Linked DNA regions of Mus musculus: regions 2 and 3 are each linked to region 1. A link is a loop called in an ENCODE intact Hi-C map of the cell type or tissue named here. Cell type or tissue: left cerebral cortex. All regions are shown on one strand. Region 1 overlaps Gm36819 (a long non-coding RNA gene). Region 2 overlaps Nsmce2 (NSE2/MMS21 homolog, SMC5-SMC6 complex SUMO ligase). Region 3 has its middle 72 kb from the start of Trib1.

Region 1 (8,000 bases):
TGTCTAGAATAAAAATAAATAAAGAAGGCAACCATTGCACGCATGCAAAGCTGTATCATTCAGTCAACAAAGGCACTAATGAACTTCATTCTCAAAAGGAGAAATACAAAGAACCTATAAATACTTGGAAAAGGGGTTCAATATATTTAGCTTTCAGGTGGATGAAGATTAAGACCGCTTTAAGAGTTCCTGTCACCCTGGTCAGAATGGATATTATCAAGGAACAGGTGACAGCAAAAGCTGGCAGCATATGGAGAGAGGGGAGCTTTTCCTTGTTGCTGGTAGCAATTAAAGTGTTCAGCCCCTATGGAACCAAGTAAAGATTTCTCGACAAACTAAAAGAGGAACTACCATGTAACCCAGCTCTACCACTCTTGGGTATATACCCAAAAGACTTAAGACAACATACCACAGAGACACTTTCATATCCATATTTATTGCCACCCTGTGCAACAACAAAGAAGTGGAACCAGCCTGGACGGATAGATAAGGAAAAAGTGGTACACAACATAATGGACTTTCAGTTGATTAATATTTTCTGATTAGACATTTGAATTTGCTACCAATGGTACCACTCTAAACCACCAAGTATTATCACATGTATTACCCAGGAATTAAAAAAAAAATTAAGACTCCCTTGACCTGTGGTTTGTCCCCTATGTTCAGGAAAACACCATAAAGACACAAGAGCGTTAAGACTCTTTCCCAATGGGGCAGTCAGGATGGTGATGGGAAATAAAGGGTTAACTCGGGTGAGGAAAGTCTACAGAGGATCTGGTTCCAGACTCCAGACCCAGCAGCTGTGTGAACAGAGTGAAGTCATTTCCCGTTCTGTAAAGTGGAATTAATAATAAGTGCCTTTCTTACATCACACTGTTATTACGAAACTCAAATTACAGAACCAGGGCGAAAGCTTTGTAATATGTGAGGTTATAGACCAAGGAAGGGATGGAAATCACCAACACTATCATCATCATCTTTACTGCAGGCTGTTATAAGGTAAAACCAATAAAAGTTCTAATGCATCAGGCAAAGTCCAGCCAAGTCAACAGAAACCACGGAGTACTGGGAACCAGGGGGAAATTCAAGTACAAAAATGAGAGGGAAGGGAGGGCAGAAAGCGGTGAGCAACCCAGGACAGCACCAAGCAGGAGGCAAGACCAGAGCACCTAAGACCTGGAATCACTCACTGAAGAATCCCCGCAGAAACAAGGTTGTCTCAGCTGATGGTTCCTAGTGGTCAGCAAAACCTATTAAAAGCCATGGTGTGGCTCTGAGAACTCTGAGTCAAGAAGAAAGTGCGGGCCTGGTGAGATTTCTCCTAGAGCCAACAGGTAGAACTTTGCTCCCATCTCTGCTGCCGCCGCCCGAGGTGCCCCTCACCCCAACATTTACAATAGCAAGCACCTTCCCTTCTATAATGTAAAGCCAGGGTCTCGGCCACCTCGGCCTCCCCTTCTAGAACCACCTCGAGGGATGGTAGGTATGTCTTCACAAGACTTATTCACATAGTGACGAAACCCGTGTGGACCATGTGTCCGTGGCCCTCTTATCATTTATATAAAGCCCCAAAACTGGCTGATCGGTCCTTTCCTGGGAGGACAGAGACTTGGGTCCAAGGTTGTCTCCCTTCGATGTTACAATTTTTGTTACGTTGTCGTTCTATTCAGGGCAGAGAAAAATGAAATCTTAAAAGAGTTGTTATTTTTGAAAGAGAAAAGAATCTTGGAAATTTCGAGGGCATTAGAGAGTCCCCTCCCCCGTTGTAGCCCTGGCAGAACTGTTAGGAAATCCATTCCTCTGAGGTATGTGTGTTTGCACTAAGCACATAAAATCTGTGTACATGTTCATATACAGACACACACACACTGTTCTTGGGAAGTGAAGATATGCTATCCAGAGCAAAGGCAGGGAGGAGAAGTGTTAAAGCGCATCTCTGTGCTGCACTGCCCTCTGCCTAAGACACGTGCACATGATGGGGCTTCCTTGTCTAAGGATGTCACTGTAGCTTTGGTGGAGAAATTCCTTAAGTGGCTTCTGATGGTCACACTTCATCTTCTGGCTTCGGATATGACACCTATAAGCTGGTGAGTTCTACTTTCAGGAGCCAATCGTGCGTGCTCATGAGCACATCCACACACATAGGAGAAGCTAGACCTTCCCCATAAAAAGGAAGAACAAAGGCAGGATTCCTGTGAACTTAAGAGAAATGCAAGCTTGTAGCTAATGAAGAAATGGAAACTAAAATGGTATCAGAACACAGAGGCTCATTTCCTCAAAACTTGATGATGGCCCCTGTTGAGGGGACCAGAAACCCGTCTTTATCTTAGGATTCCCAGGCCCCTCAGCTGCCCTGTAAAGGCTCATGTGACCATTTTGTCTCTCAGCTCTTTGAATTTGGCCTGTGTTTCTAGGAGACTTGAGTCAGGGACTGTATGTCTGGTCACTCAGGTAATTCACTACACAACTGGGAGAGGAGGGCCACTTCTACCAGACAATGTAACTGGATCCTTCCCAGTGATGTGGAGTGCTTCTACAAAGACATGATTGCTAATTGATTCTGTAACACTGCCATCTACACGTCATGATTCTCTCTGAGTCAGTCCCTTCCCTGTGCCTGATACCTTGCTCAGTAACCAGGACCTAACAATACCTCAATAAAAATCCTCAGAATTCAGAAGCAAGGAACTGGAGAAGATGGCCTTCACCTCGCTCAGACCCAGAACAAGCAAATATTGTAGAGAACAAAATGTTATGAGAACATGCCTGCTTCCTGGGTTATCCTTTAGAGAAGACATACAACACTGCAGTTGACATCTCTGGTTCTGAGGTAGAAAGGATCTGGGTTTTGAGTCACGGCTCCACAACTTACTGGGTCCTACTGAGCATGCTCCCAAACTGCCCCACGGCTGAATCTTCTATTCTGTGAGAAGTCAGTGAGACGAAGCCTCTATGGAGGGCCTGAAATGTGGTAAGACTTGCTCTATGCATCTCAGCTATAGTTGGAAAGTTACGATGTCAACTAATCAATTCAACAACGATCCCTGAGAGCAGACTTTCCCGCACCCAGACTTCCTATCCCAGGCGGGAGACTATGCCCAAAACCTACAAAGTGCTCAATAACAGCTGTCGGATGGAGGGGAGGAAGAAGGGGAAGAAGAAAGAGGAAGAGGAGAGTGGGAAGAAAGTGAGGATGCATGATGAAAGATGATGAAAGAGAGTCTGGAAAGTGAGGGGTCACTGACGGGGTCATAGGGGTGCAGCTCCTGTTCTGCCATCTCTAACTCTGTAACTCTGAGCTAGTCCATCCCTCTGCCTCACTCTGGAATATTTTAAGATGGAAGGTCCCTTCCCCAGCCAGCATCTGGTGGTGCCTGTCTAGTGGAGAGCAGAGGGGCAGGTGCTTGTTCCTGTTTGCAACACTTCCGCTGGCCTGAAGATGGCACCTCTGAGTCAGAAAGAAGCCAGTTTCTGCAGCCTCAGCTTCCAAGCATCTAAGTGCCTAGCAGACGGGATCTAGGGAAATCTATTGCTTGTTGCCTGAGGCAGTGAATGACTCCGCTTCCTTCCTTGCCTACCCCGCTTCTCCCAGTGCCCTCATATGGGGAGGCAGCTGGCTCTGTCATCCAGGTCCTGTTTCTTGCTGGTTGGCCTTGCGCAAAGGCACCCTGCTTTCCTGAGGACTCTTTCACTGTCAGCAAAAGGAGAATTACAGTCCCGGACTTAGTGCGAACTTCACATCAGATGCAGAGCACCGTGCCAAGCACCTGGTGGGGGACTCGTGAAGGATGGCTTCCATTTCTTCCAGGCCTTCCCCAGAATGTGGTCAGCACAGGAGAGGAATGAGTGGGACGACGAGGGAAGAGGAGATGACTCCAGAAAGATGACGTCACTCTGTGACAGGATGCTTCTGCTCGTATATGCCTGGTACTGCGGGGAGTGAATAAAGTCCTGAGTGAATGTTTGTTGGTGACAGGAAAAGGGCCACGAAAGTGGTCACGTCAATGCCACCAATGCCTCAGACTCACGGGAATTAGAAAGCCTTTCCCTGGTGCATGGATATTGGATACTGGCAGAAAATGTCCAGGGCAGCTTCCTCCTCCCGTGTGTTCACAGCCCGAGACTGCTCCCCATAGAGACCCCCACCAAGACTAGTTAAGTCTGCCCTCCTCCTTCAGCTGCATACTACACACTTGTTCAGCTGTGGACAGCCAACCCAGCTCCTTAGTACGGGTGTATGAAATGAACTGCTGAGTTCTATCAGAGCACATGACCCACCTGGTCCCAGCTTTCCTGCGCCTGTGCCTTTGTGCCTGCTTTCTTTTATTCCCTGTTGCCCCAGTCAGGTCAGTCCCTAAGCTGTTCAACTGTGTCCCTTCAAGGACCCATGTCTGTTTACTCTCCCCCTCGTCTCCCAAAGCCAGAGAGCAACGGTTGCCTTTCTGAATGAATAATGCAGCGGCTGCATTACGATCACCCTGCCCTTTGCTAGGCCTTTTGTGGGCTTTGACCTTACATATGCATATAGAGCTGCCATCTTTCCATATCCAGCTTCTGTGGCATGACCATGCTCTGTAAATGCATGGCTTTTACCGTGCAGTTTACTCTTCATATACTGAGCACCTCTGGGCACATGGCTGCCTGCTCAGTGTTCAACAGATGAGAGGTCCTGGAGGCTTGGCTGGCCTTCAGGCCAGAGATCCTGCTGCTAAGAAGGATGCACAGAGCCATCCAGGGTAAAGAAGACTCAAACGCTAGAAAATTAAGGCAAAAGACCATTGTACACCATTCCTCACATTCACATCCCAAGTGTTCTTTGGTTGTGATCACTTGATCTCTGTAGAGAGCTGAGTACCACCATCAGCAGATGGGGAAACTGAGTCTGTGAAGGAGACTTACCCAGGATGGCAGAGCCAGACAGAAGGACAGGGTCCTCTACTCCAATGAGCCAGTCTCAAGAGAGTGGGTCCTAGACAACAAGTAGTTTCAATGGTGTGAAAATGAGAACCACAGTATATTTTTAAAAATCATAAAGAGCTGGCTTCTGTCATGTGACTCACCAGCCCCAGGCCTGCGTGAGGCTGGGGTTGTATTTGTCCCAACACAAAGCTTTTAAGGAATGAATTGCCATGATCCTTGCATTGCGTTTGAAGAAACGCAAGCTCTCTTGGGGAATGGCTAGGTTGCAGGTCACAAGTTACTACACAGAGCCATGGTAGCGCAAGGAATAAGCCCCAAGCCTTCCCTGGGGAGTGGAAACTGCAGAGAGCATGACACATGACTTTTTTTTTTTCAAGGATGCTAACAAAGAGTTCAAACAGAGAAGGCATGTGATACAGAGGTCGGGGGCAGAAGACAGGGTATCCATGGAGAAGCTTGGGAAACGGATCTGCTCTGTCAGGACACTGAGACCATGTGTGAAACACAGCCTTCAAGAGCCTCTTCCCAAGGAGACTGCAGCGCTCTAAAAATGCTCCTGGGGAAGGAAAGCACACCAAATTTCTAATCTGTGGGGGGAGGGAGGGACTCTGAGGAAAAGGAAATGTCCCACCCACTCTTCCATGCACCCCCAACCCCAAGGAATCTGGGCCACCAGAGCAAGACCCTCTGGGTTCTTATTAATGAGCCTGTCGAAGATTCTGCCCAGCGTCCACAGACCGTGGAAATAATTCATAGCGACAGAGCGTGTTTATGTGGGATGACTGCCAACCTCTGGTTTCTTCAGCCTCAGTGCTCCCTCTCGCTCCACTGACCAACCAAGGCCTGTTAGGAGTCTGCCCTCAGCGACAGAAGCCAGAGAACACCCAGATGCTCCCCTCCAGAACCACCTGTCCCCAGCAAGGTCAAAGAAGCCACTCTCTTGGGCTCTGTATGGTCATCGCCCTGGTAACCTAAGAGGTTATTTCTCCCTCCCTAACCCAGTGAAATTCTGAGGGGGCTTTCTGGCTCCTGGTACATTTCTCAGAAATGCACTGGAGAGGCTTGGCATGACCTCAGGGAGAAGGCTAACCAGAACACAGATGCAAAGAGCAGAGCTTGCCTCTTGCCTCAGCCTGCAGAGGCCAAGGCTCAGCCCCAGACTTCCTCACGTCCTCACCCAGAGCCATTACGGGACCTCAGTTCTGGTGTTCTCACAAAGGGGTCCCGAAGAAGACCCACTGAACAGTGTACCATCGCCACCTCTACCACAAAAGCCAAACTCACCCATCAAATGCAAGAAATGGTCAACTGCATCACAGATATGGCAGAGGGGAGCCACCCTCTCTGATTTAAAGTTTCTCGTGAGTCTTGTGATGCCACAAGGGGACACAGCGTGGCATCCATCTCTGCAGGTTGTAAGCTTGTATTTAAACAGGGTTTGTGAGGGTTTTAAAGTCAAGTGTGTCCGCATCAGCCAAGGAAAAGTTCAGGGCATTTGCTCAAACATAGGCAGCAGAGGGATGGCTGAACTGAGAGTGAGGCTTGCTCTGTGACTAATGAGAACTAGGAAAGCTTCTCACGATTCCCTGTGCTGGGAGGTTCACTCATCTCTTGAAAGTGTGAGTTAACCAGCTAAGCATGCTTGTTATACACTCCATGCCAGCTTAGAGAGAAGACCCATCAATATACATATCCACGCAGTTATGAGCATCCAAGGACACACATTGAAAAGTACAAGTGCCGTCAACTATTTCTCATGGTAGTTTTGTTCCATAGAACTGCCATGGATATTTTAGTTATTAAACCATTGCTCCGAGGGGAAACAGAGGGTTAGGCTTTTCATAGCTTCTGCTCGTATCATTTCATCAACCGTCCAAACGCATCCTTATTTTATGTGTTTTTGTGAGCAGCATCTTACTTAATAGACTGGATGCGTTCACGCTGATTTCACAGGCAACAGCGCTGTCTCAGGCTGTATGAAATTTATCTCACATTCACTGAAAAAGTGAGTTGAAAAAGTGTTTTTACAGTATGAACTAAAATGAGAAGCCTTGCTCTACATCCCCAGGAGCATAGATGTGTGCTAGCCCAAATTTCACACCACTGCTGAAGTTCATGAATAGCTGAGGATGTTCTTCAAGAACCTACCTGGGGACCATATACAAACAGTAGCACATAAGAGACTTTGAAAATATACACTCTACATAATAAAAATTGTGTGCATGTACATTTATGTGTACATACATAATAATCGATATGATATAGGTATAGGTGTAAGCTATATTGCATGACTGTGGTCCCGGGATGCAGGCCACCAGGAACCACCCTCTCCAGTGTTCTAGGACCCACTGGTTGGCCTCAATGGCTTTAGAGAGCAGCGCTAGACTTGTCCCTTAGCTGCACTGAAGCCAGAGCTCATGCAAGGAGTATTTTGTGAAGCTCTCCCTGAAGGCCATGTCTGAAGCACCCCACGATTGCCCTCACCCCAGAAGTCTCCTTCCAGCCGCCTGCAAATCAGAGCCAGCTGAGACTCAAAGGTCCCCCCCAGTGCCTGCTCCTTGAAGCCCACACGGGCTGCCTCAGCTTCTGACTATGTCCACACCCTCACTGCTAGGCACAGAAGAAGGATGCTATATCTGATGCATCTGTCTGTGTGCTGATCATCCGGCAAAGGACTTGGTGTCCAGAAGCCCTTTAAACACAGAGTCACTGAATGTTAGAGATAATCCCAGTCCAGGCCCCTCAAAGTGAGCGTCCTGAACAAATTAGAATGGTCCGAAATGCAGGTTCCCAGATGCCTCCCTACACCTGTGAATGTGAACTTCAAAGGCAGGTGTCACTACTCTGCCCTATAACAAGTTTTCCAGTATGTTCTAATGATGCCTACTATGTTTTCAAAGCTCTGTGTCAATTATGCACACCTCACCACACTTTTACAGATAGGGAATTCAAGTGTGGCAATAGAACTTGTGTCCCCAAGGTCACCCAGATAGGTAAGGCTAGTTGTGGAACAAAAGCCCAGCCCCCACCTAACACTTCGCTCCTTAACATTCCATGACAATGAGGACACTCACAGGTGC
Region 2 (8,000 bases), 300 kb after region 1:
AAAGCTCTTCTGAATCCCACCTTTAGATGGCACGATGTAATGTCCCTTGCCAGTTTCTAGCACCGTGACACTAGGTTCCCCAGTAGCCACAATGGTGAGAAATAAATTGCTTTATCAATTACCCAGTCACAGAGTTCTGCTACAGAAACACAAAACAGACTAAGATAGATGGTGAGAGGTGCTAACTGGGGTGCCTGGAATGTCAAATCGAAACAGGGCATCCTGGGAATACTGGTGTGATGAAGACGTCCTGCAAAAGCCCGCTGTGCCGGGTCATTAACACTTCAGTTTTGTGGAGACAAGGTCTCCTGCAGCCCAGGTTGGCCTCAGAGTCCTTCTGCAGCAGAGGAGAACCTTGAGTCTTCTGCTTCCACCTCCCAAGTCCTGGGAGTATAGGTGGTGCACTACCATGTCTGTTCTATGCCGTGCTGGGGACATTACACATGTATGGGAGCACTCTACCAAGTGAGCTACACTGTCAGCCTGACACCATTCATTCCTACCCCCGCCCCCCATCCTGGTATACTAGCTCTCTGCACCCAGAAAGTGGCAATGGACTAGTTGTGTTTTGAGTCTGCTAATAAAGACCACTCAAGGCAAACATCTGTTGCTTTCCAGAGCAAACCATAAATACTCTAGATTTAGGTTATTTGAATGGCATGTTCTTTCTGATCTAGTTCAATTGATACTTGAGTACTGCTCTGCAAGTTTATTTGTCTTACGTTCTAATTATATTTAGAACTCTTTTCACACTGCATCATTCAAACAGATGCCTGGACAGCTGTTGTGATTTTTTTCCTAGAGTTTCACTAAGATGTAGATTTCAGTAAGGTTTTTAAAAATAAACGACACAGGTGTTATCTATGAGTCAATTGGCACATTAGCTATAAAAATAAGGATGTTAGGGAAATGGGGTTTTCAGTGTTTTGACCAATCTATTTTCATTTGGTTGTATCCCCCACCCACCCCCAAATAAAAATCAACTGCTCCTGGGACTATATATCACAGTCTTGGCTATTGTTCTAATATTATCATGGAATGGAATAATTCAACAAGGCCCTTTCCAGAGACTGAAATCCCACCAACACTGATGGGGGACTGTGCAGACACTATGCAAATTCTTTCATGCCCTATAATGTTTCTTTCAGGAGGTCTAAAGACACTGAAAGCAAATTGCATAACATGTCTCGAATGTCAGAAGCGACAGAGACAGCTGAAATTCCTGAACACACACGAATGACTTCTCATGGGGTCTGAGCAGTGCTGGGCAAACATGGAAAGGTTCTACCCCATGTCTTCACTTTTGAAACAAGGTTTCACACCAAACAATACTTTGCATTTGTGAAACCTTTATGTGCATTCACATGTAATTACATTTTACCTTTGGGTTTTCTTGCCCATATTGATCTTTACAGAGATCACCAAGCAGAATCTAGAGGGCACAATTACTAACAGGCACAGCCGTGGTTGGCCTCAGGCCTTTTGTAATTACAAACAGTAGCAGGGGCAGTAGTTAATAACTGCAATGCATTTGCCACGCGTGAGGTCCTGAATATTTGATGTAATCACTGAAACGCTAGGATGCAGATATTATTACCAAGGGTGGAATATCACATACCACGAAACTGTTTCATACACAAATTATTAGAATATTGCATAAAATTATCTTTAACCCACATGTATAGGCTAATTATTGAAAACAATGTTAATACATTTTAAGTTGAAACTTGGGTCCTGTCCCTAATTTATCATATTATATACATGCAAAAATGGTGATATCTGAAGACTCCTCCAACACTGTGTGTCTGAGGCCTTTGGATAAGGACTACTTAACCTGTATGACTGTTACTCAGAGAAGCAGAAAGCAAGACCACAGAGAGGCCAAGGAATATGGTGGTGATACCACTGCTGTCACAAAGCATGCCAAGGTTTACGCCGGCACAGGCTTTCTGCTTGCTCTTTCAACAGCTCTGCTAGACTGACCTCCGACAAGCACAGCTGCGCTCATCCAAATCTCGCCGTTTCCATCCATGACTCAGGCAAAATTACTTGCAAGAAGCCAGGGCTACCCAAGAGGCTCCACACTGCTACACTCAAGGTTGCAGTACAGGTCTGTGATGCTGTGGCGTCCTGCTTCTGCACAGTGGCAGATACTTTGAAGACATGAGCTGGTTAGTACTCTTACTGCCTAAGCGCTGGGTGTCACACAGCTGGTGTACTGAAACTGTCTCTGGAAACGATCAAGTCTTCATCAGCAGAGAGTATTGACTTTCTTTGGGTTATACCTCTCTTAAAATTAAAACACAAAATCAACAATTTGAAAAGCTAAATATCAACTCTTAAATCGGAGCAATTAGCATACCATATAAGACCTACCAATCATATATAACCTGTAATTTGTAAATAGGCTTTGTTCAGTGCTTTGAAAAATGTAATCAGTAGTGAATATTTAAAAAGCAAAATACCAATTTTCATTTTCTCTAGAAAAACTATCATTGAGAGCAGTAGCCAGGGCAGGCAGGGCATCTGTTCTTCAGCACAGTGCCTACAAAGGCAGCAGACTGCTCGTGTACTCTGTGTCCTGGACTCTGTAGTGCAGAGTGTGCTGAGCCCCTCAGAGGATGACCTGGAAGTGCGCCAGAGTCCATGGAGACTCCTGTTCTCCCCTCACTACTCTGCCAGTCTCGCTGGGTCGTGCAGTGAGTGGTATTCACTCATTTTTAGTGACTGTGATGGTTAATCTTCACTGTAAACTTCACTTGATTTAGAATCACCATGGAAACACGCCTTTGAGTGTATCTATGAGGGCATTTCCAGAAAGGTTCAACTTAGAAGGGAAGACTTATCCCTGAATGTGAACAACTCCACTGCAAGTCCTGTTCATGGCTCTAGGGTGGATGACCCATCCTGCTATGCTATGCTGCCCTCTCTGCACCGTGAGGGAAACTCGCTAACTAGATCATACCCACAGACTTTAAGGAAGAAAGCAGGTTGCTGGTCAAAAGTTCTGAGTCCTTTAAGGCCATTTAATTTGTTTATGATTGTCACAAAGATTGTAGGCAGGGAGAACAGCTGAGACTGCATTCGCTGACCTATTCTGGAGATACCAGCAAGCTTCTTCCTGGGAAATGACGATGGTCTCCTGCCTGCAGCTGAGCTACTGTGAGGAAGATTATAACTGTGTCAGGCAGGGGCTGGAGGCAAGCACGCACTTGAAAAATTATTAAATTTATACATACAGTCACAAATGAACTACACCTATAATGCAATGCCCTTCACCAAATTGGATGTTCTAGTGTTTCTAATTATTTCTAACTAAAAGTGTTTCCTCAATTAGTCAACAAGTTGCTACTAAATCAAGTGCCTGAAATAAGTAATCTACATAATGTAAGGGTTTTTCCTGTCTGGGCCCCAAACAACTACTAAAAGCACAGGTGGGGGGTAAAAGTATCGCTAGAATGAGTCATCAGAACCGGTTTATACTATAACCAGCTGAACTTTAAATAGAACCTTTTTATTTTAAAATGAGCTTAGCACAACCATTTCTAAATGGTATTTTTTGTCTTAATACTGTGTACAATGAGAGGCAGTATGCAATGTTCACATTGTTAAAAAGAAAATCCTGATTGTTGGAATGGCTGCAGTCAACCCAGCTGTATTGTCTCAAATAAGCAGATGGCACAAAGGCTAATAGAGCGTTCAGTGAAAGAGCACAATAGGGCTAGCAGCTGCTGCAAACACAGGACACCTCCATGACACTAGAACAGCTCTGACAGTCCAGATCCACTTCCCGCATCTAGAAAGGCGGTTGCTGAGGAGGTACTGGGGCTTAGTTCTCTCTCCTCAGAAGCCAAAGGTTTATCAGGAACTCTTACCAAGGGTGGGAAGGGTTAGCGCTTGGCGAGCTTGCAATATCCATGTTCCTGCCTGTGCTACTAATAAGGAAGTGCTGAAAAATCACCATCACCATGTGTTAACTCAGAGCTGGGGGCGGGGGGGGGGGGGTTACACAAACAGTTCTCAGCTATGTGTCCGTCAACAAATCATCAACAACTACTCGATGAGAACAGAAAGGTGGTTTCTGCCCTTGGGGAACTTATTCTGAGATAGGAAATAAGAAGTGACAAACGACTGGGTGTGGTAGCTCATACCTGTAAAACTCATCACTTAGGGGACCGAGCCAGGATTGGCTTGATTTCCAGGCCAGCCTGGGCTACACAGTGAGACTTTCTCAACAAAACCAAACCAAAACAGAGACAAATCACACCAACAAACATGGTCCCTGTTCCAAGATCACTAACTTATGAACGGGGCCCCATGACTGGACTCAGGTTACCAAACCACCCGGCTCCTACGAGGTGACTTTCACAAGGACAAATACTTTCATGGCTGACAAAAGATCACTTTAGTCAAAGAGGGAGAAGTGTTAGAATTGTAGAATGTCCCTAGCCAAGCAAGCTCTCTACTGAAATGGCAGGTGAGCACGGGAAGCAGCCAGAGCTGTGCTCGTGTACACTGATTTCCTGACAAGGTTGGATGACACACTAGACTATTTTTAAAAATTATATGCTAGGATTTCAATCTGACTAGTGATTCAACTCAACTTCAAAAAAGAAGGAAGCTCACAGCAGTCTTTCTGTCTTGCTAAGCTTCTGCTGTTCCTGTCAGTCAGTCAGCGCCCAAATCCCAGACCTTTGCATTTGATGCAAATGTAGGCAGTCCTGACATGACTTACTCCTGGCCAGAGACTGCATTCTCTCTCTTAATAAAATGTGTGTACACAACAGACCTCACTATACATTTATTTCAGAGAAGACCTACGATGGTCCCCGAACGCTTCAGTAATGAGACCTTTCCATAAGAAAGCTACTTTTCTAACATCAGCATGGAGAAAGTTAAGGTTCCTGCGGCCCACCAGCCATGTGCTTGCACAGGGGAAAACCCAAGCCTTGAACTATCTCAGAGCTCCATCTGTTCTAACCGCCTCAAGCTACGGCTCAGCTCCCAGGTGCACCGAACCACATCTATCAAAATATTTACCCCTAAAATAACTTTGTAATAAGAGCGGAATGTCCTTTTTGATGATTTCCTTTGAAAAATACATACGTATTTAACCGGCAACTCCAAACTTTCAGAGAGGGCAGATTCCATGAATCTACGTAATAAAAGCCTCCCTTCACACTGTTATAGTTGCTCTACTATGAAGATTTACAAGCACAGAGCTTTATATGGCTTACATTTCCACATTTGTCTGTTTTGACTCTTGGCCTCCATATGATGGCAAGGATAGAGTGAGCCTTTAACAGAAATGCCACACTAAGGCTACAAGCTGCCAGTGAAAGCTACAAGATCTCTTGGCAATTTTTGGACAGGTTCAGGTGAATTTCAGCATCTGGGACTGGCATGTGTATTACAGATGGAAAAAGCAAAACAATACCCAAAGAAAGAGAAAAGCGGTCCTCCCAATTGAAGCAAAATCATACCAAAATCTACCCACCTCCCAGCCTCGGCCCAGCACTGAGGAAATACCTCTGCCATACTGTCAAAGCATAATCAGTTCCTAAAACAATGGCTCAGCGTTTGAGTCACCCAGAGCGTGAAGGGCAAGTGAAAGGTCAGTTCCGGCATGCTCCCACAAAGCAAACACGGAGCTTGAGCCAGCACCAGCCAGGCCTTGGCATGGCAACCACAGGGCTCGCTCACTTCAGCAACCCATGGGTTCTGCCCTCAGGCTTCTCCAGACCCCCCCCCCCCCCCACACACACACACACACTTCCTCTCCTCCAAAGGAACCAGGGAAAGCTGAGAAGCAAACCTGAGAGGAGGGCCAGGCCTGCTCAGAAGCAGCCCTCCATGCCACTGGAGAACCCAAAGATGGTGCAGTGCCTCCAGAACCAGTGGTCCTAGCTCCCAGAAGCTTCTGGAATTCCTTATGAGTACTTACTAGAACACCTTTCTTTCTCCCCGCCAGTCATTTCACTATAATCAACTAAAATCTGCACATGGTGGACACTGACAATGGATTTTTAAAGATCCCAAGTATGCTTATTATTTTAGATTCTCTGCCACTGACATTATATTTAACATCAAAAGTTGTACTAAAAAGTCAATTAAAATAATTTTCTAGCCAAAAATTTTTCAAAGAATTTTTGCGGATTTTTTGTCTTGGAACTCTTGGTCTTGGAACTCTCGGTGGCTGGCTATTCTTTTAATTTACAGTCTGCAGAGATGTCTTAGTAAGCACATGCGAGTTAAGCACTTAAAGAAGATGACAAAATCTTTGTTTATATGCAAACATATGTATGTATTTATCTGCAAACACACATTTAAACCTGTGATTGCTTTTGAGGTCTTTACAAAGAGGCTTCTCAGTTAGTCACCATATTCGTCATATCTAAGGACTACCAGTGCTTGACTGGAAGAGGCAGACAGGCTACTGGAGAAGGGGAGGCCCTCTGCAGGGAACAACAGAAAGATGCAAGTGAGATCTGAAGAACAGCCTAGTGATGAAGACGTTACCAGACTCATGTCCCAGAGCCTCCAACTCAGCAGACGGGAAATGGTCACTACGCAACAATCCCTTATGTATGTCCAACAAGGGTCACATAAAAGAAGAAACACTTCCACCCACCTGAGGAACTCATAACTTGTCTGAGGTTATAGAGCTAAGACTGGCATATGGAGTGTGAGACAGAAAGTGAAAACTGTCAAAGACCCCACATACCAGAAGCCCTCATGTAAGCAGTGGCAAGGAGGAGGGCGTAATGCACCTGGCACAGGAGCCACGCACAATGTCATTTCTGTAGAGACGCCCATGAGTGAACAGTGCCATGGAAGGCTAGGGGCATACTAAGGCTTTTCAGAAGTGACGGCATCGAGCAGGCTTGTGAAAGACAGGAAGTTCTTCCCCCTACAAGCAGAGTGACTTCTATGAGTTTTCTCTGCACATACGTATCAGGGATGACAGCACTAACTTCACTGGGCTTCTAGGGATGAGAAGAAAATAGACGCTGATGAATATACACAATGAAACCTTAAAAAGGAAATGCGTACATGCACATAGAACAGCAGCAGGGTCCAATCTACTCTCCTTTGTCTTTTGGCTTCTTCTCTGTTCAAATGTTCGTGGGCTTTCCACCATGGCAGACACTGTACCAGGCACTGTGTACATCATCAGGGAAAATACATGAAACATCGTTGTGTGCTCTTATCTAAGTGATATTCTGTAGCCAGAGATAGGAGGACAGCGGAGTGGGCAGAAGATGCAGTGTGACCAAAAGTAAAGCAAGAAGTAGGGCCTCAAAACAACCAGTCCTTTGCTCTGCAGAAGCAAGCGAGAAGGGGACTTGCCATCAGAGGGACTCATGGAAGGCCGCCAGGGAACAGGAAACGGGCTCAGCAACAGTATGGCAGAAGAGAAGATCTGAACGAGTTTAGTTTTGCTCCGCTGGTAAGGGCTCCCTGGAAGACTATAATGAAGCCATGCCTGGCAATGGCAGCTCACAGGGTTGGGAGCTGGGCAGATTAGGTGATCTTTGTCTGAGCAGCCAGTCTGTAGAAGGCTCAATCTGGAAGAGCTTGTGTTTCAGTTAAGAGTCCTGGAGCACTGGAGCAGGACAAAAGACAGGGGCTGGCTGGACCGATGGCACAGTGGGAGGTGAGGTGATCAAAGGAGCACAGAGTGCTGGTGACTGCTCTAGTAAATGGGCCAAGTATGCAGTGTAGGTTGGGCTGAATCACCGAGATGAGCAGCAGAGAACCAATAAATAACAGCTCCTGTCTTCCCTCCTTCCTGAGAGCACTGGAGGTCCATGTACAGAACATTTTGGAGGCCCAGGAAAGGAATGCAAAACTGGAAGAGCCAGGAGGGTGAACACCTACCGTGGCAGATCTTGGACAGTAAAATGAACAATAGAAATGACTAGGATTCAGAGGGTCAGGAGGTCGTGAGGTGAGGCTAGCCCACTGATCTGCTTGGCTATAACCTGGTCACAGCCTAT
Region 3 (8,000 bases), 110 kb after region 1:
ATGAACCTCGGCTTAACAAAGCCGGTGGTTGGTCTCCCGGGTGCTTCTAGATCCTGTCGAGCTGATGAAAACACTCACACATGGTTTCATCTATCACAGTGAGGAGGGCAGAACAGACCACATCATGGTGAAAGGAGGCAAAGTGGGATTCAGAAAGGATCCAGGACACGGTCCAGCCTGCAAAGACACTTCCCGGGCGCCTACTTCCTCCCACCTCTCCCCCTCCTCCCATAATGCCATCCAGTATCATTCACTAAGGGGTTAACCAATCCATCGATTAGGTCAGAGCCTTCACAGTCTAATTGTTTCCAGAAAGTCATCACAGACAAGGCCAGAAAGAACTTTACCAACCACCAATGCCTTTCTTAATGCTGCAGGGTTCACAATCAAGATTAAGCATCACATCTGATGACCTGAGAGAGGAAGGTGACAGAAGCTCTGCTTTGGGTGACAGACACACTTGTGTTGAAGCATCTCCTCTGCCAGACAGCCTTGGGACGTTGCCCAGTATGGAGGCTCCTTCATGCAATGGCATCAGTGAGGTGCATCTCTTAGAGTCTGATGAGCAAGAAGTTGGTGAAGGCAAATCCTGACACCTAGTCGGTGTCAATAAACCCACTCTTTGGACCATTGTGCTTCCTCCCTAAAGGAAAACTACAACCGTGATGCTAATTGCCAGCTTGGTGAGATCGAAAATCACTTAGCAGACAAGACTTCTGGGCAGAACTGTACAAGACTTTCTAGAGTGGGTTAAGTGACGTAGAAAGACCCACCCTACACACGGGTGCCACCATTCCACACCTTGGGATCCCAGACTAAATAAAAAGGAGAAAACAAGCTGAAGTCCAGTGTTCAGCTCTTTGTTTCCTGACTACAGATGACATGTGACCATGTGCCTCCTCTCCTGCCACCATGGCCTCCCCATCATGGTGGACCTTATCCTAGAACTGTGAGCCAAAATAATTCTTCTGTAAGTTGATTTTGCAGAATAGTGTTGTCATAGCAACAGAAGAAAGTAAGTGCAATAACACATTCAACAACTGCCACCTCAGATCTGCTTGGGACATTCCAGAAGGGTGATTTGTTGAATCTTCTCATTGTTTTACCCAACTATTTCATCAGTCTTTGGATTCAGAAACTGGGGCAGTGCTCGTGACTAGGTTTCCACAGTCATGCTGGGATGCCTGGCCCTAGCTTCCTGCCCAGGGCAAATGGCAAGAGAGGGTAGGGGAAAGGGAGAGACAGATATTTACTAAGTACTTACTTGGTCCTCCAAGCCTGTGCACATGCCTCAAATACACACCTCCATAATACCTCCCAATAATCTAAGATTTTTCTATTATTTATCTGAGAAAATGTGGGCTCAGAGAAGTGAAGTGAGTTGCCCAAGGCCATAGAGTTTCTGAGAGGCCGAGCCAAGATCCAAACCAAGGACCTAGAGTCTTCTAAACACAATCTGGTGCCCAAGGCCAGAAATCTGCTAGAGTTGGCATCAAGTTCTGAGACTATCTTGCCCAATCAATCAGCTTAGGACAGAAGATGCAGGCACTATGGTGAGATCCAGGAAACAGTTTGGGGAAACTGAGATCAAGCCAGAGCTTATGCTGAGAACTTCCTCTTCCACTTGGGTAAGGTGCCTGAGGGAAGAAGTGACCAAGCCCTGGGACACTGACCACAGATACATGCTGGTCCTTGATTCAGGAGCCTGGAGTCATGAAAGCCAGTGAGTGTAAATTGGAGACAGTGCTAGCTCCTTCGGTCACACCAGATGTGTCTTCAGTCACTTGTCCATCTAGCTAAAGGCTTTCTGAGGTCAAACCTGGGAAAGCAGACAAGCACAACATATGGCCACACTTCCCAAAGAATGGAAGACATTAACCACACATAATGCAGTTGGAAAAACAAAAGCTCAAGGAAGTACCTTACCAAGGCTACACTGTGGTTGGTGGTAGAGTCTAGAGAAAATTCAGAGCAAACCCATTGTTGCTGTTTCTGCACAGGGCAGCAATGGGCCAAGGGAAGGGGACTTTACCACCAAAGCCAACACATTGCAACTGTGGGATGCACTGTCTGAACCAGGACATTTCTGGGAGACAAATGGAGGCATTGATATTACTTGAAAACAGCAACCACAAAGACTACCCAGGCAAATCACATGTTCACCTATAGCAGGACCTCGTGATTGACTGCCAACCATGAAAAGCAAATGTTAAAATTCTGCCTCCACTGGGCAGATTCAGCAACTGAGGCTCAGTGGAGAGAATAAAAGCTATAGAGCTCATCGGCAGATACTAAATCAGGGCACGAGCAGAGCTAGGGTCTTGTAAGAAGAAAAGGCACAGATAATTGTTGACTGCTAGGGCCACCTGAGAAGGAGTGTGTGGCTGTCATCCATCCTGATTAAGTTCTATCTATGACAAACTAGTAAAAGTGTCCATTTCAGTTGAGTCAAGGACCTGCATGTGTCTGTGGTCAGTGTCCCAGGCTTGGCCACTTATTGCCCCAGCCAACCAAGTGGAAGAGGAAGTCCTCAGCATAAGCTCTGGCTTGATCTCAGTTTCCCCAATTGGGCTCCCAGGAAGCAGAACCAAGCATTGCAGTTTCGGCAGAGAGCCGGAGGGGAAGGATGCTTTACAGCCAGGAAATGGTGCTGTTCTGTGGCCATAGGGAGATGCGGGAGCCATGGCATGTAGCTTATTCTGAGATACAGTGCAGAGCATGGCTTCTAGGGCAACAGTCTCTGTAAGAGAAGCCCTCTGCTTCCTTCCTCATTTTTCTTCTAAGCTAAGCCAAAAAGCAGCCAGCAATAGGGCCTGGCAGCCAAGAGGGCACTGAGTGACAGAGCAGCTTCAGACAAGGAGGACTGAAGTCAGTGCCGAGACAGTCAGCAGGGATACAATAAGGAGGTCCAGGCCCTGTCACAACAAGATTGACAGACCACACCCCACCCCACCCACGGGAGGCTGCGCAGCCTCAGCCTTCAGGATAGTAGGAGCACTGAAGGTCCCTGCAATCCCTCCAAGGCCCTGCTTTCTGGGCCGGCTGTCAGATCATTGGCCTTACCTTCCAGCTCTTTGCTTTCTAAGAGTTCCTTCCTCTTTCTGTGTTTACCCCACCCCACCCCCAGCCTGTACCCAGTTATCCCCAGCCCAGAGCTTGGGGTGACTTTCAGGAACCTGTCATTGTGAAAAACTCTAACCGCTCCTACCTTGTGTCTCTAACTACACGGAAGGAAGGAATAGGTCCTGTGGATCCGTGTAACAAGATGTCTAGAATAGACCTTCCCATCAGGAGGAAGAGACTATTACAGTCTCCTTCCAGCCCCCTGGTACCAACACTAATGCACACAGATTTCTGAAAGAGTCTGAGGGCAGGGCAGGCACAGAAGATACCCCCAAGTGAGAGTCATGTGCTAGACACAGCTTCTGCTGTTACTTACCTGCAGGACAAGAACTGTCAGCATCATTATGAAGCCAACTGCAGCCCTGCCAATCAATGGCTCACACTTTAAAAAACACTGTCACTGTTTAAAATGAGCTTGAGAGTACACTCCTTTTATGTATGGTTTAAAAATAAGGTTGAGAGGTGAGGTAAATTGCCCCCAGAGACACCCTGCTGACAATCAACACTGAAAATGAGGCCCAGGCAAGCCAGGAGTGGAAGTCAGTGCTCCCGCTATGTGGCTCTAAGAGACAATTTTAGGTTCCCCATCACTCTGATGAACTCAGCTCCAGATTAAAGATGTTAAGAGCCTACAAAGATGAGAGAAACATCCAAAATGGATGTTGGGTGTGGTAGGGGAGGAAGCTGATAGACAATCAGAGGCTCTGGAGAAGCCAGTAGCAGAAGGGACATGAAGGGGACCTCTAGAGATGTTTACCATGGGCAGCAGATGGGAGCTTTAGCGGACTTCCCATTTCAAGAGCATGAGGCAGCTCTGAGGAGAAGGGTTGGCAGCAGGCTCCTGATTTGGCTCCCAGGGTGTTGTGTGCCGGCCTGCGGCCTACTTGAACCGGGTACACCAGGGAGGCAGGCTGGGGCTGAAAGAGACTTAGACCAAGAGAGATTAATGGAGACCAAGACATGATTCTGTTTAAGGCCCGCCAGTTTACTAAGAGAGTCTACTTATAAAAGGGGGAGGCCCATGCCCCGCTAGTCCATTCTTGGTGTCTGGAGCCAGCCTGTAGGTGATGTGTAGAATAGCATGTTCCTCCAGAATGTCTCAGGGGCTTCTCAGCAGGTAGCAGTGTCTTGGGGAGAGCAGTGGTCAGCGGCAGAACAAAAGAGCCATCTAGGTCAGAAGGCTCCACCTTAGGTAATTTCCTTCTCAGTGGCAGCAAGGTCAAAGTCTGGATCAGCCTGCTTCAGGGCTGAGGGAGGCTACACTAGGGAACATGCCTCCATGCCCGCAAACACAGTGTGGGGGTCAGACTGCTGTTGACATCTAGTGAGGGGGATGGCAAAGGCTCCTGAATGCACAACCATGCACAGAGGGGAGGCCAGTCTGAAACAAAACATCCCAGGATATTCTCTCTCTCTCTCTCTCTCTCTCTCTCTCTCTCTCTCTCTCTCTCTCACACACACACACACACACACACACACACACACACACACACACACACACACCCTGGACCACTGAGGAGCCTTGTGGGAGCTGTCAGAATGGGAGGTGTAGATGCCAGCACCGTGAGCCCGATGAGAGACCAGGACACAGAGGAGGAAGTCGGCTGTGAAAATGGAGAGTGGACCCATGAGAGCTAACTGAGCTCAGGGTGAGTCAGATGTGGGGAACCAGGGAATCAGAACTTGCCTCCCACCCCTTTCACTCCCTCACCTCAGCCCTCTCTTTTCTCATCACACACCAACCTCTTACTTGCAGAACTGCCGTTGTTTCTCAGCCTCCTCAAACTGGCCTTTCCTCTCCACACTGATCCTGAAGAAACTGTTCTAAAGCCCCATACTGCTTGGGTTACACTCTTCCTCCAAATCTTCCTTGGCTCCCTAAGCCCCTCAGAATTAACATACACTATATTGATGTATGATCCCACCCTCCCATGAGTCCCAGACATTCCTCGTCTGCTATGATACATGCTTTTGATTGATGGTAGCAAGTACATGCCTCAGTCCCCTGAAGAGGCCTAGTTCCATCTGTAATCTGTGGTTCTCCAAACATAGGACTTTTCTGATCCACTCTCTTCAGCAGTGGACAGGAAACCAGACACTGGCCCTGAGAACATGCAGGGAAGAGACCTTCGGAGGTTTCTTTGCTGTGGAAGGCAATCCCTTGTCATCTACTACACAGGTCACACCTACAGATGACTCTGCTCAGCAGCAGCAGTCCTGTCTTCCTTCCTAAGAGGACATGGCCCCAGCATGACACCATGGTAGGTAACGTGGCAGATAAGAGAGAAATGATTTGCATGATTGAAATGATTGCTAAGTGCCCATACTGACCAAGCTGGAAGCATCAGGTCTTCAAAAGCCTTCCTGCACAGAACTAGGGTTCTTTGTAACTCATGACCAAACTGACATCTTGCTCGAGTCTTTGATGCAAACCCAGCCCCTTCATTCCCTGGTTCTGACTCATTCTGGCTTCTCACCTTCAGGAAACCTTGTCCTTCCCTTAGATAACAATAAAGATGCTACTTCCAGTGGATCCCCAAAGCAGAGGCCATATCTGCCTTCTCTATACTGGACCTGAGCTCCATCTGTGTGCTGCCACCCACCCAGCCTCCGCAGGTCTTCTGAGAGAGATCTCTGGTCCACTGTAAGACTGTGAGATTTTTGAGTGGGAGGACCCTATACCTGTGCACACTGAACCTCCCAGGCTTCCAGGGAGCTGAAAAGCCTGCAGTTGGAAGTTCTGGCCTTGACGTCACCACAAAGATGGACGGTAAACCTAGAATTAGAAGCAGAAATAAGTCATTTTCTAAGTAGCTTTTTGTCATAGTATTTAAACACAAGAGAAAGGAAATTAGAACAAGGAATTTGGATGGGTGTGGGAAATGGGAAGGTTCTGACTAAACACCAACTATAGCCTTAAACTAAGCAACCGAAACTTCATTAGGAAAGCTGAGAAACTGAACGCCAGTAAAGCACTTACCTGGCATGCAGGGAGCTCTGAGTTTAATCCCTAACACTGCAAAATAAATAAATACATATATACATATATACATACATACATACATACATACATACATACATACATACATACATAAAAGACTGACAGTAGCCAGACATAGTGTAAATGCCTGAAATTATGGCATCAGGAGGCTGAGGCAGGAGGATCATGGGTTAGAGGCTATCCTGGGCTACATAGTATGACCTCAGCCATCCCACACTCCTAAAGATAATGTAAATGTCCAATTTTAGCATTTCTCAGTATTTAGCCAAGGTGGGTCTAGCACACTGCCATGATATCAGACTTGGTCCCAAAACTGGGACAGATAAAGCAAAAGCGGGATGTGGAGCTAAGGGCTGGAAAGAAGGGTCCTAACCTCCTCCCTCTGAAGCCCATCGCATCCCCCCATAGGTCCAGCACTATCCCAATCCTAGGCATGTTCCAGAAGCCCTGAGGAGATGGAAGAGTAGTGTGGTGGAGGCGAGGAACACCATCTTCTGTCCCATAGTTCCCAAGCCCTCCTCTCAGAGGGAAGGATCAGTGACTGGGGGCCAGCTGTTAAGTTACTGCACTTCAATAGAAATCTAGTCAACAGCTCTTAGCCAAGGCCAGGGAAGGAATCTCTCAGGTAAAAGAACAAGCACCAGGAAGGATTGCTCAAAAAGGCATCTGAGGACCAAGGATAATGTAGTGACAAAGCCCCCACCTTCACCACATAGTGGAAGTCCTCTGACAGCAGCTACTCACACCAACAAAAGTTACCAGACTATGGAATGTTAGAAAATAAGAAATTCATGAGTGGAAAGGGGTTTTGCCTTAGTCACTAGTCAGAGAAACCATGTCCCCTGTGGGGACTTTTGCAGAGTCACTTCTAGACTGGGGGGTCAAAAAAAAAGTGGCTGTCACCTCCCACAAATGGACCTCAAAAAAAGACCAACTCAGCTGCTTCCGTGCCCGTTATGAAGAGAAGAAGTATCAGGAAGTGGGGCTTCACAAAACTCTAAAGTGCTTACAATCAGCATGAAAGGAAAGCCCTGCCTCCAGTTCCCCCTTTGAAGCGATTTCACAAACTGAATTCCTTTCCTTTGACCAACTTTCCCAATCTTCACATATTTACCTTGCGGGGGAGGCTGACGACACATGCTGAGCCCCACTCCCTACAGCTGGGATCACTCTGTGGGACCCTTTCAAACACCCCAGCTTCCAAGAGAGCCTCTAACCTCCCAGCAAAGCAAAGTTCTCACCAGTGAGGTAATACATCACGGTCACCTTTCAAGGGACCATGATGCTCCCAATGTACAGGTGCAAAAATTGAGGCACTGATGAGATGGGCGCTTAACCAACATTTGCCATCAGTCTCTAACATGAGCACCCAAGCTATTAGTCTTACAGGCCCGGGGTTGGCCCACCACATGGGCGTGTTTCCAGTCCTGGGCCTGCTTATTTGAGTGTTAGGTAAGTCTCTGACAATAGCTGGGTTATCTCTATTAGTATTAACTCTCTTTGAAATAAAAATAAGAAATTCCAGTGTGTGTGTGTGTGTGTGTGTGTGTTTGTGTCTTGCAGTACACATGAGCACACAAGTGTTATGTCCATATTTCTGTGCAGGGCAAAGAACAACCTCAAGTGCTTCCCATCTTACTTTTGAGAAAAGGCCTCTCACTCGCCTGTAAACCACCAGTAAGCTAAGGCTGACTGTCCAGTAAGCCAGGGAGCAGCCCTTCTCTGCCTCAGCACTGGGGATCTAAGCACATATCAACATACTTGAGGGTTGCAGGTTTTTTAATTAAAAAAAAAAAAAAGGTTTTGAAGGATGAAACTTTCAAAACTTACCATCTGGGCTATCACCTCAGCCCTGTTTTATTCTGGTTTATAGACA

What was found. A loop is a pair of places that touch in the nucleus more often than their neighbours do. Peaks named below come from ENCODE experiments on the same cell type or tissue, not always from the same donor. Only the 100,000 strongest peaks of a DNase experiment are listed, where the experiment ranks them.
Region 2: it touches region 1 in a loop (3-fold over the local background); 5 of 42 quality-filtered maps call a loop at or near these places.
Region 3: it touches region 1 in a loop (1.9-fold over the local background); 2 of 42 quality-filtered maps call a loop at or near these places.

What each region holds. Positions count from the first base shown.
Region 1 is chr15:59,824,091-59,832,090 of GRCm38, reverse strand. Gm36819 (a long non-coding RNA gene) reads right to left here. Exons shown (of 3, transcript XR_384128.2): 2 at 4,900-4,969; 3 at 486-3,930. Among named protein-coding and RNA genes, the nearest start is that of Gm36819, 4.7 kb to the right of the region's middle. In left cerebral cortex, a CTCF peak has its summit at 3,425 (motif pointing right); a DNase peak (open chromatin) is centred at 3,465; H3K4me3 peaks cover 233 bases.
Region 2 is chr15:59,521,841-59,529,840 of GRCm38, reverse strand. The region is part of intron 4 of Nsmce2 (NSE2/MMS21 homolog, SMC5-SMC6 complex SUMO ligase); the gene reads right to left. Among named protein-coding and RNA genes, the nearest start is that of Gm36677, 92 kb to the left of the region's middle. In left cerebral cortex, no CTCF peak of the experiment used is centred here; DNase peaks (open chromatin) are centred at 2,934, 3,449, 3,721, 4,564 and 2 more places; H3K27ac peaks cover 880 bases.
Region 3 is chr15:59,716,324-59,724,323 of GRCm38, reverse strand. No RefSeq gene overlaps it. Among named protein-coding and RNA genes, the nearest start is that of Trib1, 72 kb to the right of the region's middle. In left cerebral cortex, no CTCF peak of the experiment used is centred here; DNase peaks (open chromatin) are centred at 2,712, 3,066, 3,985 and 4,824.